2 separate regions of the Homo sapiens genome follow, and region 1 is linked to region 2. A link is an interaction called in ENCODE POLR2A ChIA-PET data of the cell type or tissue named here. Cell type or tissue: PC-3. All regions are shown on one strand. Each heading gives the region's core, and the rest is flanking DNA. Links, peaks and the distances in the headings are about the cores only.

Region 1 (7,067 bases), core at 2,006-4,505, 84 kb before region 2:
CAGTGTCTTGAAGGAGAAGTGCTGTGAATCCCTCTAATAAAGGAGTTTGTGTTGGTTGGGAAGGTCTTGAAAGGCTCCTTGAGAAGAGCCTTGGGGCTGGTTTTTTAAGGAAAAGAGCAGGAACTCGGTGAAGAAGGGAGGGCAGGATGGTCCAACCCAAGAGAACAGCCCTGATATGTTGTAGGAAGGAGCACAGCCAATAGAAGCTGAAGAGAGGCCAGCGAAATGGAGCAGAGTTCCAGTGGGAGAGTGGTGTTGCCAGATAAGGCTGGAGAAGTAGGTATGAGTCAGATCCCACAGAATTCTGTAGTCCCCATTGGGTAATTTGGGGTATATGGAAAGGACCATTGGAAGCCACTGACTATTATAGTAAGCTAAAGTTCCCTAAAATCAGTGTGAACAGAAGCAGTGCTTCAAGGACTGTTTGGAAACAGCTTTAAACAATGAGGCATTGTTACGGAGTCCTTGAAAATGATCTGGTGAACTAGTGCAGAGCAATTAGAGCTAGTACTGATAGCTTTTCAAAAGAAGATGAGAGTGAAGACGCAGAAACCAGTGCTGGTCACCCATTGATTCTTTTTTGCCAATAACTGTTCACCCTAATGATTCTTTTAAAAATATGAGATCTTGTTGTAGTACAGATTCTAAGTTTATATGGTTATACACAAAGTTAAAGCCTAAAATGGTAAATGAAAGTGAACTTAGTAATATTGGTTGTACATACTGGAATCTATTTAGAATACTATTAAATTCCTTTTTTAACAGTATACCCCCCAATTGAAGTGCTTAAGATGTTAATGTTTTAAGTGTTTTTGTATATTGATGAATTAAATACTTGTTGAGGGTTTATTATCTCCAAGGCCCCATGTTCTGTATATGGTAAGATCTCCAGGGAGGAGGTCTGCTCAGGGATTAGCTTTAAGGTGAATCATAAAATATTCTCAATATAGGTGCCTGTGTGAAAGATAGGCAATAACAATCAACTACAACACTTTATGGATAAAGCATTTTTGCAAACCTAAAGTATTGTAGAAATATAACATGTCTATAGGTTTTGTAAGTTTACTTTTGAGAGCAGCACCTTCAAATATTCATTTTAATTCTTAAAAAGATCTTTAAGGGAGCTTAAAAAGATCTTTAAGGGAAATTAATTAAAAATTAATTTCAGTAAACCTGAGGTCTGCTCTCTAGCAATAACAATTTTATGTGTAAGGAGATTAAGTATAAATACTTGCTTTTGGAGGTATAAATAAAGGAAGCATTTTAATTAATGCATGTTTATTTGGCAGCTTGGTTCTTTGTCTGGTTCTTCGTTTCTTCTTTGGAGCAGTTAGAGAGTCTGTCCTATAATACGTTAGGGGCTTTCACAGTTTTACCTTATACTGAAACTGGCCCTCTTAGGACTTTTGAAGACTATTAGTTTTTAAATTGTGCTTGTTAGTGTAACATTTGTTTTAAAAACAAGGTTATTTAATATCTTAAGTGACAGTCCATTCTCTGGCAATGAGACACCTGGCTTAGCTCTGTGTGAAATATTTTTACTTTTCCATTTCCTTTGCCACAGAAAATATATTGAGGTTCTTTAAAGCTAAACAATATGGTATACCTATTTATCACTCTTGGGAATGTTTAGCATTGGCTGTTAAAAATGAGGAGTACTGTGGTGTGAAGGAGGTGGTAATGAGGAAATGAATGAAATATGTCCTGTTTGTTTTTTTAGTAACTTCATGTGATGTTATGTGATGTCATGAAGAATGGCAAAGATATTTTGGAAATTATATAAAGAATATTCATATATCATAGAATTTTCTATTTGAATAAAATGTGATTGTGTACATTTCTGTAGGTTATGAAGAATATCTTTTAATCTTTGTCACTTTTAAGACAAAACATAAATAAAAAAGATGTAAGGCAAGTTAGTAATACTGTAGGTGGGTGAAGAAAGATAAAGTTAATATATGTAAATATCAATTGTTAAAAACACAGATTGACAAGAAAAAGACCAAAGTCTTAATGGGCAAAAAGGCAATTCACTCAACAAGACATACATTACTACATTAAAAAGAATTTAATTTCTCTACTAATCAAAGAAATGTAAGTTTAAAATAAAATACTGTTAAGATTAACAAAATACATTTTAACACTATATTGTTGAAAATTTGTTGAAATGAGCATTCATACATTGCCTGTGGAATATAGAGGAGCATAACATTAAAGAAAAAACTTTATGTTTGAAAACTCCACTTTGACGACTCTTGAGGAAATAACAAGTATGCAAAAAAAAAAGTCTTGCATCAAAGGTATTACCATTCATGATAATCCATGACTGAAATACCTTTTTATAATAACAAAAATCAGAAGCAATCAAAATGTTTAATCGTAGGGGGAATGTTTACATAAATTATGAGATATCTGTACCCATTACAATTTACACTTATGGAGGTTAAATTAACTTGAGAAAGTGATTGTTATGATATTAGTGGAGAAAAAGCAGGATGTACAATCTCAGTTATATTTTAAAAAGAGAAATAGACATGGGCATATAAAAAAGATTGGAAATATATACATCAAGATGTTAAGAGGGTATTTTGGGCATTGAGATCATGGGTGATTGTTATTTCATTGTTCGTGCTTTTCTATGTGGTCTAATTTTTCTTCAGTTTGCATGTACTACTTTTGTAATCAGAAAGTACGTGAATGTTATATAAAATCACTTATAGAGCTGTGATCACACCTCTAAACTCCAGCCTGGATGACACATTGAGACCACCTCTCAAAAAATAAAATAATGACATAAAAATAAAATAAAATCCCTTCTACAATGACCTTTCAATGCTAGGGAATGCAGCCTGCACAGGCCTTTGCAGCAGATTTCTATTCATGGAAAGCTGTTTATCACAGGTAAAAATTTAGGTCTTTCAAAGAGTGGGCAACATTTTCCTTTTTGAATGAATCACCTAAGAATAAAGATGGTTCTGGTGGAAAGAGTTGATTTCCTGTGTGGCGAGAGAAGACTACACGTAACTTGGTGGTTAGTCATCTTAAAATAAAATGTCTGGGCCAGACATGGTGAGTCATGCCTGTAATCCTAGTGCTTTGGGAGGCTGAGGCAGGAGGATTACTTGAGGCTAGGAGTTCAAGACCAGCCTGGGCAACATGGCAAAACCTTGTCTCTATAAAAAATATAAATATTAGCTGGGTGTGGTGGTGTGCACCTCTGGTCCTAGCTACTCTGGTGGCTGAGGCAGGAGGCTCACCTGAGCTCAGGGGTTCATGGCTGCAGTGAGCTGTGATTGCACCATTGTACTACAGGCTGAGCAACAGAACAAGACCCTGTCTCTAGAAAAACAAAGGTCTGGAAGAGTTTTAGAAAAGTGTTATATATAGGAAAATTAATTTTTAATTTGTTTGACCTTGACAGGCCTACTATATATCTCTAAAGCAGAACTTGTCAATATCTTTTAGAATTTTTTTTTATTTTTTATTTTTTTTGAGACACAGTTTTGCTCTTGTTGCCCAGGCTGGAAAGCAATGGCGCCATCTCGGCTCACCGCAACCTCCGCCTCCCAGGTTCAAGCGATTCTTCTGCCTCAGCCTCCTGAATAACTGGGATTACAGGCATGCGCCACCACGCCTGGCTAATTTTGTATTTTTAGTAGAGACGGAGTTTCTCCATGTTGGTCAGGCTGGTCTGAAAACCCCCGTCTTCAGGTGATCCACCCGCTTCGGCCTCCCAAAGTGCTGGGATTACAGACATGAGCCACCGCCGCTGGCCTAGAGTTGTTGGTAAAGTAGCGCTTTAGTTGCTGACATTAATGGATTTTAAGGAAGTATTAATAACAAGATGTTCAGATGGGGTGTTTTTGTTTTTTCCTCCTTCAGTTCTCTTTACATTGTGAGGTAAGAGCCATGCTTGCAGCTTTATAATGGATTCGTTGGCAAGGGCCTACTGGCATCAGGTAGAGTTTGAGATTGTAAAATTAGCAACATAATATTTTCAGTTGTTTCAGTTGCTTGTAGATTTTTACGGGTCATTTTTGCCTTTAGTTCTGGTTTAAAGGAAAAATATTGCCTTGACAATCTTTAATTCTAAATTTGGAAAGGACATAAAGATATTCTTATACTAAAAAGAATGGGCCAAAACAATTGTTAAGTACCTTCATATATATTTATGTATATGTCTGTGTGTGTTTGTGTATTTGACATGTACACATAACTTAATACCATTGCATTGAATCGAAACATTTAAAAAAGGCAGTTAAGAAGACTGGACCAACAAAAGGGAAATTTTGAGGTGGAGAGGGGTATGGACTTTTAACAATTAAAATTTAGAAAAATAGCAGATATTTTCTTTTCTATAGAATTGGAACTTTGACAAAGCTTTAAAGCAATATGCCATGAACATAATTACCTGATTTCAATATGAAATGGACATGGAGATGTCCTAGATTTTCTTAATTTATTTCATTATGGAGTGTTTACCATATGTATTCATGTTGTGAGATAATCAAGAATAAAATAATTTACACTACAAAGAACAATCATTTTATTTTTCAATGATTTTATCTCATTTTTTATCGTTCAGCCTCTCAAATTAATTCCTTCTTGAAGGTGTGAGAATTTTTCTTCACTACTAGAGGGTTATTCCAGTCATCTGCACTACAAAGGAGTGGTTTCTCATTCTATTTTAGTAACCTGGGAATGGCAAATATTTAGAGGAATTCTAATACAATGGCAGAAGGAGAAGGAAATTAAAGTTTGGTGGGTTCTTCTCTTCTCTGCGTTAGATTTAAAAGTATTTTTGTCTAGAAATATTACAAATTTGCAGGTTAATTTAAAGGGACATTTTTCTCTTTGTAACTTTATGAATAAATGGAGAAAAATATTCTCTGTATGTTTCCTTTGTTCCAGTTTTAAATTTTCCTTTATTATATGTTTTACTTTTAGGTCATTTCCCATTTTTCTGACTTGGTTTTGTATGGAATTTGACAGAACAAAGAAAGCATTTAATGATGGAGTTATATAAATTCTTTATCTTCTATGACAGGCTAAACTTACTGGAAATAAATGTTGATGACAATTAAGATTATATTAAATATCTGCAGAGTGTATTTGTATAAATGCTTAGAAATTAATATACACTGAAAAAATATTAAAAAGTATTAGAGAAGCTAAAAAAGAAATTTTTGCAAAAGAAAATTTTCGGAGAGAATCTTGAGATCTGTTACATGTAAATTATGATTAGATCAACCTTTAGAATATATATAATCTCCATATAGTGAAGAAACTTATGAGATAGTACTAGTCATAAAAGAAATGCCAGTTCAAATAAGGTAGGAAAATAATTTCATGTGTTTTTAACTAACATTTTTTGTTTTTAAACATATTAAGGCTCAGATTTGTCTGGGTGTAGGATTTAGAGGGCAATTTGGTAATACAATTTAAGTATCATAAAAGTGTTCATACGCTTTAACACATTAATTCCAAGCATAAAAATTAATCCTAAAAAAAAATTTAGAAGCAGTAACAGTACCGCCACCACCACCAACAATGTACATATATACAAAGTTTTTATGGAAACATTTTTTTCAATGTCCACATTTTTCAAAATAAAGATGGCTGGGCACGGTGGCTCACATCTGTAATCCCAGCACTTTGGGAGGCCGAGGCAGTCTGATCACGAGGTCAGGAGTTTGAGACCAGCCTGGCCAACATGGTAAAACCGCGTCGCTACTAAAAATACAAAAATTGTTGGGCGTGGTGGCACATGCCTGTAATCCCAGCTACTTGGGAGGCTGAGGCAGGAGAATTCCTTGAACCCGTGAGGCAAAGGTTGCAGTGAGCCAAGATCGTGCCACTGCACTCTAGCCTGGCGACAGAGCGAGACTCTGTCTCAAAATAAATAAATAAATAAAGATTATACATTGTTTAGAGACAAGCTGTTCAAGAGTTTTAAGAGAGAGGTGCACAGGCATAAGCATATTGTTAGTTATACACATATGGTGGTAAGTGTGCTTGCAAAAAGGTCTGTTAAAATATATACTAGGCTCTGGAAGTGTACGCTGTGTAGTGTTACAATTCTATACTTAAAACAAGGAAAACTGACAGTATACTGTGTTTGCTTACAAGTAGACAAAATGCAAAATACACCTGTACAAAAATAGAAGGCATTCCATTTATATTTTATAAGGTGAGAGGGGCTCTGATTGTAAGGAAAGCTACTGAACTTACAGCTCTTTGAAGACCAGGACCCATCTTTTCTTATTCATCTTGGTAGCCTAATAGAGTGCCTGTCCTATAATTGACTCTCAGTAGATAATTACTGTTTGGATCTGTTATTCTCCTCTTTAACCACTGCTGCTGAATAAACTTCCCAAACTCCTGCCAGATAACTGAATTTGAATCACTTTGGCTCTCTCCCTTGAAATTCTTATCCCTTCACCTGGCCCAGGGATTTTTTTTTTTAACTTTTTATTTTGAAATAATTTTAAACTTTCAGAAAACTTTCATAGAGTTCCTGGGTTCCCAGCTTTTCTTCATGTTAATATCTTATATAACCATAGCACAATTATTGAAACAAGGAAACTAATATTATTATAATACTTCTATTAATTTCAATTTTGCCAGTTTTTTCACTTATATCCTTTCTCTGGCCCAGATCCAATCCTGGATCCCACACTGTACTAAATTGTTGTGTCTCCGTAGTCTCTTCCAATCTGTTAATGTGTGATAGTTCTCCAGTCTGTCTTTATCTTTCATGACCCTGGCAATTTTAAAGAGCATTTTTAAGGTTTCTTTTTAAAAATGTTCCTCAATTTGGGTATAGCTTATGTTTTCTCATATTTAGATGGAGGCTATGCATTTTTGGCTATGCATCCTACAGAAGGGATGCTGTATAAGTCTTAATGCATCATATCAGGGGTATATGGTGTCCGTATGCCTTATTGGTGATGTTAACTTTGATCACTTGGTTAAGGTGTCTGCCCAGTTTTTACTCTGTAAAGTTACTATTTTTCCCTTCATGATTAATGAGTATCTTTTGCTCACTGATTTTAGCATCCACTGAT
Region 2 (7,067 bases), core at 2,446-4,945:
CAAGACAAGGATGCGCTCTCTCGCCACTCCTATTCAATATAGTATTGGAAGTTCTGGCCAGGACAAGCAGGCAAGAGAAAGAAATAAAGCGTATTCAAATAGGAAGAGAGGAAGTCAAATTGTATCTGTTTGCAGACAATATGATTTTATATTTAGAAAACCCCATCATCGCCAGGCACAGTGGCTCACGCCTGTAATCCCAACACTTTGGGAGGCCGAGGCGGGTGGATCACGAGGTCAAGAGATGGAGACCATCCTGGCCAACATGGTGAAACCCCGTCTCTACTAAAAATACAAAAATTAGCTGGGCATGGTGGTGTGCGCTTGTAGTCCCAGCTACTCAGGAGGCTGAGGCAGGAGAATCACTTGAACCCAGGAGGCAGAGGTTGCAGTGAGCTGAGATCACGCCACTGCACTCCAGCCTGGTGACAGAGCAAGACTCTGTCTCAAAAAAAGAAAAAAAAAGAAGAAGAAAGCCCCATCGTCTCAGTCCAAAAACTCCTTAAACTGATAAGCAACTTCAGCAAAGTCTCAGCATACAAAATCAACGTGCAGAAATCACAAGCATTCCTTTACACCAACAATAGACAAGCACAGAACCAAATCATGAATGAACTTCCATTCACAATTGCTACAAAAAGAATAAATACCTTGGAATACAGCTAACAAGGGATGGGAAGGACCTCTTGAAGGAGAACTACAAACCACTGCTCAAGGAAATAAGAGAAGACACAAAGGGAAAAACATTCCATGCTCATGGATAGGAAGAATCAATATTGTGAAAATGGCCATACTACCCAAAGTGATTTATAGATTCAGTGCTATTCCCATCAAACTACCAGTGACATTCTTCACAGAATTAGAAAAGACTACTTTAAATTTCATATGGAATGAAAGAACACCCTGTATAGCCAAGACAGTCCTAAGCAAAAAGAACAAAGCTGGAGGCATCACACTACCTGACTTCAAACTTTACCACAAGGCTACAGTAACCAAAACAGCATGGTACTGGTACCAAAACAGACATATAGACCACTGTAACAGAACAGAGACCCCAGATATAACACCACACATGTACAACCATCTGATCTTCAACTAATCTGACAAAAACAAGCAATGGGAAAAGGATCTCCTATTCAATAAATGGTGCTGAGAAAACTGGCTGGCCATATGCAGAAAACTGAAAGTAGACCCCTTCCTTACTCCTTATACAAAAATTAACTCAAGGTAGATTAAGACTTAAATGTAAAACCCAAAACCATAAAAACCCTAGAAGGAAACCTAGGCAGTACCATTCAGGACATAGGCATGGACAAAGACTTCATGATGAAAATGTCAAAAGCAATTGCAACAAAAGCCAAAATTGACAAATGGGATCTAATTAAACTAAAGAGCATCTGCACAGCAAAAGAAACTATCACCAGAGTGAACAGGCAACCTACAGAATGGGAGAAAATTTTTGCAATCTACTCATCTGACAAAGGACTAATATCCAGAATCTACAAGGAACTTAAACAAATTTATAAGGAAAAAACAACCCCATCAAAATTGGGCAAAGGATATAAACAGACACTTCTCAAAAGAAGACATTTATGCGGCCAAGAAACATGAGAAAAGACTCAACATCACTGATTATTAGAGAAATGCAAATCAAAACCAAAATGAGATACTGTCTCACGCCAGTCAAAATGGAGATTATTAAAAAGTCATGAAACAATAGATGCTGGCGAGGCTGTGGAGAAGTAGGAACACTTTACACTGTTGGTGGGAATGTAAATTAGTTCAACCATTGTGGAAGACGGTATGGCGATTCCTCAAGGATCTAAAACCAGAAATACCATTTGACCCAGCAATCCCATTACTGGGTATATACCTAAAGGATTATAAATCATTAAAGACACATGCTCAAGTATGTTGATTGCAGCTCTATTTACAATAGCACAGTCATGGAACCAACCCAAATGCCCATCAATGATAGACTGGATAAAGAAAATGTGGTACATATACACCATGGAATACTATGCAGCCATTATAAGGAACAAGATCATGTCCTTTGCAGAGACATGGATGGAGGTGGAAGCCATTATCTTCAGCGAACTAACACAGGAACATAAAACCAAACATCACATGTTCTCACTCATAAATGGGAGTTGAACAATGAGAACACATGGACACTGGGGGGGAACAACACACACCAGGGCCTGTTGGGGGGTTGGGGGTGAGAGAAGGGAACTTAGAAGATGGGTCAATAGGTGCAGCAAACCACCATGGCACATGTATACCTATATAACAAACCTGCACATTCTGCACATGTATCCCGGAACTTAAAGTAAATTTTAAAGAAGAGAAAAAAATAAAGCGTTATAAAACTTAGAAGAATTCTTAGAATCTCATTTACAAGTTAATTTGGGGATTGTCTCTTTCAGGTCCTCTGCCTAAATAAAATTATCTTGATCCTTAATTAAAAAAAAAGAAAAGCCAGGCATATAATCCCAGGACTTTGGGAGGCTGAGGCAGGTGGATCACAAGGTCAGGAGTTCGAGACCATCCTGGCCAATATGGTGAAACCCTGTCTCTACTACAAATACAAAAATTAGCCGGGCATGGTGGTGGGCACCTGTAGTTCCAGCTACTTGGGAGCCTGAGGCAGGAGAGTCGCTTCAACCTGGGAGGCGGAGGTTGCAGCAAACCAAGATCGCACCACTGCACTCCAGCCTGGCGACAGAGCGAGACTCTATCTCAAAAAAAAAAAAAAAGTGTTTGGAAGATTAATTAAAAAGTTACTAGTAAGTGGTAGAATGTGGAATGAAGTTTAAGTGTGTCTGATTCGAAGCCTTCCTCTTAATCACCACTCTATGCTGTGCAAACACAAGAGAATGAAATATTTTTTGTTTTCTTGCTATAACTTTTTTTTTCGTTTCAGTAATAGCTTAAGAAACAGTTAACAAGTGCTTACTACGTAGCAGGTGCTGTGCAGGTTCAGTCCTGAGATCATAGAACTGAAATCACATGGATCACACAAATAATCGTGAGGGTATAGGTGATGGGTCATAGGCTGCCCTGGTCATTTTTAGATCATAGAAACAGCATATTCACAGTGCTACCTTGCACAGACCCTGAAGAAGAATTCCACCTAATTCCTTTAGCCTGTTTATATCATGTTGTACTTTAACACCTTACCTGGTGCAGGATACGCAGTGGGTTTTTCAGTGGGCTTTTGAAAACGCTAGTAGTAATTGGAGAAATTATCTGAACTGAATTTTCTAGTTTAAATGTTAAAGCTCTGTGTTGTCATCTTCAGGAATTTTGATGCCTTTGCTCCAGCTCCCAGGCTAACAAACACTGCTTGCTGGAAGAAAATGGAAACGGTGCAGATTTTACCCATTCTGGTTTCATGCTTCTGTCACAACTTAGTCCTCACAGCTAACTCCCAAGCACACTTCCTTCAGTAGTTTTTTTTTTCAAGTATTCTTCTATTCCATGTTAACTCAAATCATAGTTTACTCTCTTAACACCCATACATGGGCAGTAGCACCTTCTACTTTATGAAAACAATAGAAAATTTCGCTGCAGTATAGCCTAGTGGTTAAGAATGTAGGCTCTGGAGTAGGCTGCCTGGGTTTGAATCCTGCCTCTTTAACTATGTGGCTTTGGGTGACTTCTTTAACCTCTCTGTGCCTTAGTTCTCCATCGGTAAAATCTATGCCTACCTTATAGAATTATTTTAAGAATTTTAAAATATTGTAATATATGTCAAGTGCTTAGGTCAGTGTTTGGCACATAGTAAAGTCTGTAAATGTTGACTGTTGTTATTTTAAATATATTATTATACTTAATACTTTAACTTCATATGGTCTTTTTTCTTGCTAGTGCCCTGGAGTCTAACTTCTTCTGTCACCATTACTTTCCTGGCAATGCCAGGTCAGTGACTCCTTTGACAAACTCATTTGATTTCTTCTCCTGTTTAGTTCTATAGCATGCAGTCTCTGTTTACCACCTCTTCTTAAACAGTTTTCTTTTTCTGCATTCCATGATCTTATGCTTTTCTTTCTTTTTATTCTGTGCACTGCGACCATTTCTGCCCTCTTTCACAATTAACAGAGCCTCTTCTTTCACCCTTTCATATGACTGTCATTTCCATAATATCTCACTCAGTTTTTTTCTTACCCCCATCAACTTTTTAAAATTTCAGATCTCTATTTCCTGTCTATATTTATCACTGTTGTGGTTATTTTTATATTCACATTAGCCTTCAGGACAGCTTTATTTAAATATTCTATCAAGCCAGGACGACACAGTGAGACCTCGTCTCTTAAAAAAAAATTACCTGGGCATGGTAGTACATGCCTGTGGTGCCAGCTACTTGGGAGGCTGAGGAGGGAGGGAGGATCACTTGAGCCCAAGAGATCAAGGCTGCAGTGAGCCATGAATGAGCCACTGCACTCCTGGGGAACAGAGCAAGATCTTGTCTCTAAATGGATGGATGGATGGATGGATGGATAGATAGAGATATTCTGTCAAACCAAAGTATCAGAGTTAATTTTTACACTGTAGTTTTACACTGTAAATCAGTGTAATTTTTTACACTGAAGCATTTCTTTGTTTATTACACTTAAGTAAGTATACCCACTTATTGTAACTAGATATTGTTGATTCAGGTGGGAACTCAAACTTGGAAAGAAACTAAAATGTAGGGAGGCAGAATAGTATGGATTTTAAAAATAATAACCTAGGAAAAATAACATAATGACAAATAACAGTACCAGTAGTAGTTTTATTGTAGATCAGTGAAGTTTTGTTGCTCATCAGAGGCCTTCTACAGGTTATATAAGATCTATACCTCATAAGTCATTGGAAAAGGTATTTCTAAAACTTCAAGAGAAAAAAATCAATTAAATCTCATCTAGGAGTCACTCATTAATAGGATTAAAACATTACTAGGACTTCATTTTTATGTATTTTCATAAAGTTGAATTAACCTGAATTTTAACTATGTAAGGTTTTGCTTAAACTTTTATCTTTGGCTGTCTTTAAAAGGTGATCCTTTAGCCAAAACTAATCTGTGGTGATAGAAGCCTGAATGTTGATTGCCTCTGGGGACAGGGTATGATTATTGATTGGGAAGAGGCACAAGTGAGCCTTTGAGGTGCTGGGAAAAGTTGTATATTGTGATCTGAGTGGTGGTTACATAGATGTGTACATATGTAAAAATGCATCAAACTCTACACTTTAACTTAGTGCCTTTCACTGAAGACTTGAGTGAAATCAGAATGGTTTAAAAGAATGATGTAAGGGATTTAAGAACTCCCCCCACCACCAATCTTAAAACTTCCTTCACCCTCTTGGCCAGTCCATATACACTTGGAAGGCAGGGACAATACTCTATTAATTTTTGGATTCCTGGTATGGAGTGGGAGGGAGGATATATGCAGTTGGAGGAAAAGGGAGATGATTTCCCTTCAGGTCTGCTCTTACTAGAGATTATTAATAAACCCAATTCCACTCTGAGTTGCCACCTCACCATCTTCAAAATGTCACCATCTTCACATCAAGGGGGAATAGATCTACATATATATATATCTACATTATATATATACATGTATACATATGTAGAAATATTCCCCCTTGATGTGAAGATGGCAACATTAAGCAGCATTTTGATTTCAGAATCTGAGAAGTGGAGGACTTTGTGACATGATCACATTCTTGCACCTGTCTTCCCTTATTTGCTTTCCCAGTTGCATCTCTGTTAGCCTCTCATCTTCCTAGTTTGGTACTTAAGAGCAGAAATTGTATCTTTGATTTCTTACTGTTCAATTTTAGTGTGGAGAAGAGATGACAAAATGAATGATTTAATAATGCTGAGAAAATAAAGGGCTGTCTTTAGGCAACCCTTCTTAGGAGAGGTCATAACACATCTTTTCCATCTCTCTGTCAAAGATGGTATCTAGAAGCAAGCCAAGATTATAGAAAGATTTAAGTTTTCCATATGAAAGAGCCAGATTTAAGGCCAGGAAGAAGGAATAGAAAGGGTGATTTGAACATTTATGACAACAGAGAGCCCTTGGATTCTACATATATAAGACTTTTTCCTGCAAAATACTTCAACCTATGATGTAAGTCAGGTTCTGGGAAAACTTAGTAAGCTCAATTGACTTGGCATTGAATGTGAGTTTGCTTTGTAAGAAAGATCTATATGCACAAGGAAAGCATACGGGAGTCTTGGTGTTCATGCATTTGTCCTGTTATGAAGTTGTTCTGAATGAACTGAAAGCCCCTTCAGGATCTTTGTTCTAGACTCTAATTTAGCATGTGCATACCATAGAGAATTATAGTTCTTATATTTGGTTTGGGGCCCATTTAATCCTCCGGTCTTTCACTGACTAGAATTATTTTCAAGCTACAGATGCAAGAATAACACTGTAAACCCATTCTCGAAAAGGGAATTACGATCTTTTTAATGTATTCTGCCCTGGGACTTGCCTGTGTTGAAGCCAAAATGAAACAATGTGATTCTGCGAAAAGAACTGGTAGACACATCAATGGATACACTAGGAAAAATGAAACAAACTGCACAGCACACATAAAACTTCCATAAAGTCAAACTGCTTGATAACTCAGTGGGCTCCTGACTTCCACTTAGTTCCCATTCTCAAATGGGGTCAGACTAAAATTCTTTTCTTCTTACAAGCCAAGAAACCATATGCAACTCCCCTTCAGGAAATGAGGAATCAGAAAATAGATCCCCATTTTCCCACTATTCTCCTGCCCAGTTTCCCAAAACCTGGCTAACAAAATGGGCACCAGTTAACTGAGAGATTTCTGTTACCACTGTTGTAGTTCTAGAAAGACCATCCAACTCAGAATCTACGTTCATCCCCACTGTTAATTAAACCTCAGTGAATAACTGTTACTAGATGACATGAAACTATAGCCCATACCAAGATGAATTTGGACGGTTCAGCCAGACTCTGGAAATTCAATCCCATAGCTGCACAAGTGTGCCATGATTAGCTATTATTTTTACAATATTGGGTGCTGTACATTATGTCAAAATTAATTTTTAG

What was found. ChIA-PET counts read pairs that join two places held together with the same protein. Peaks named below come from ENCODE experiments on the same cell type or tissue, not always from the same donor. Only the 100,000 strongest peaks of a DNase experiment are listed, where the experiment ranks them.
Region 1: POLR2A ChIA-PET joins it to region 2 with 13 read pairs; 2 of 35 experiments call an interaction of 5 or more read pairs at or near these places.

Annotation. Positions count from the first base shown.
Region 1 is chr1:222,877,721-222,884,787 of GRCh38, forward strand. The region is part of intron 1 of DISP1 (dispatched RND transporter family member 1); the gene reads left to right. Among named protein-coding and RNA genes, the nearest start is that of DISP1, 66 kb to the left of the region's middle. In PC-3, for the core only: no CTCF peak of the experiment used is centred there; a DNase peak (open chromatin) is centred at 3,031; H3K27ac peaks cover 550 bases.
Region 2 is chr1:222,961,557-222,968,623 of GRCh38, forward strand. The region is part of intron 3 of DISP1 (dispatched RND transporter family member 1); the gene reads left to right. Among named protein-coding and RNA genes, the nearest start is that of DISP1, 150 kb to the left of the region's middle. In PC-3, for the core only: no CTCF peak of the experiment used is centred there; no DNase peak of the experiment used is centred there.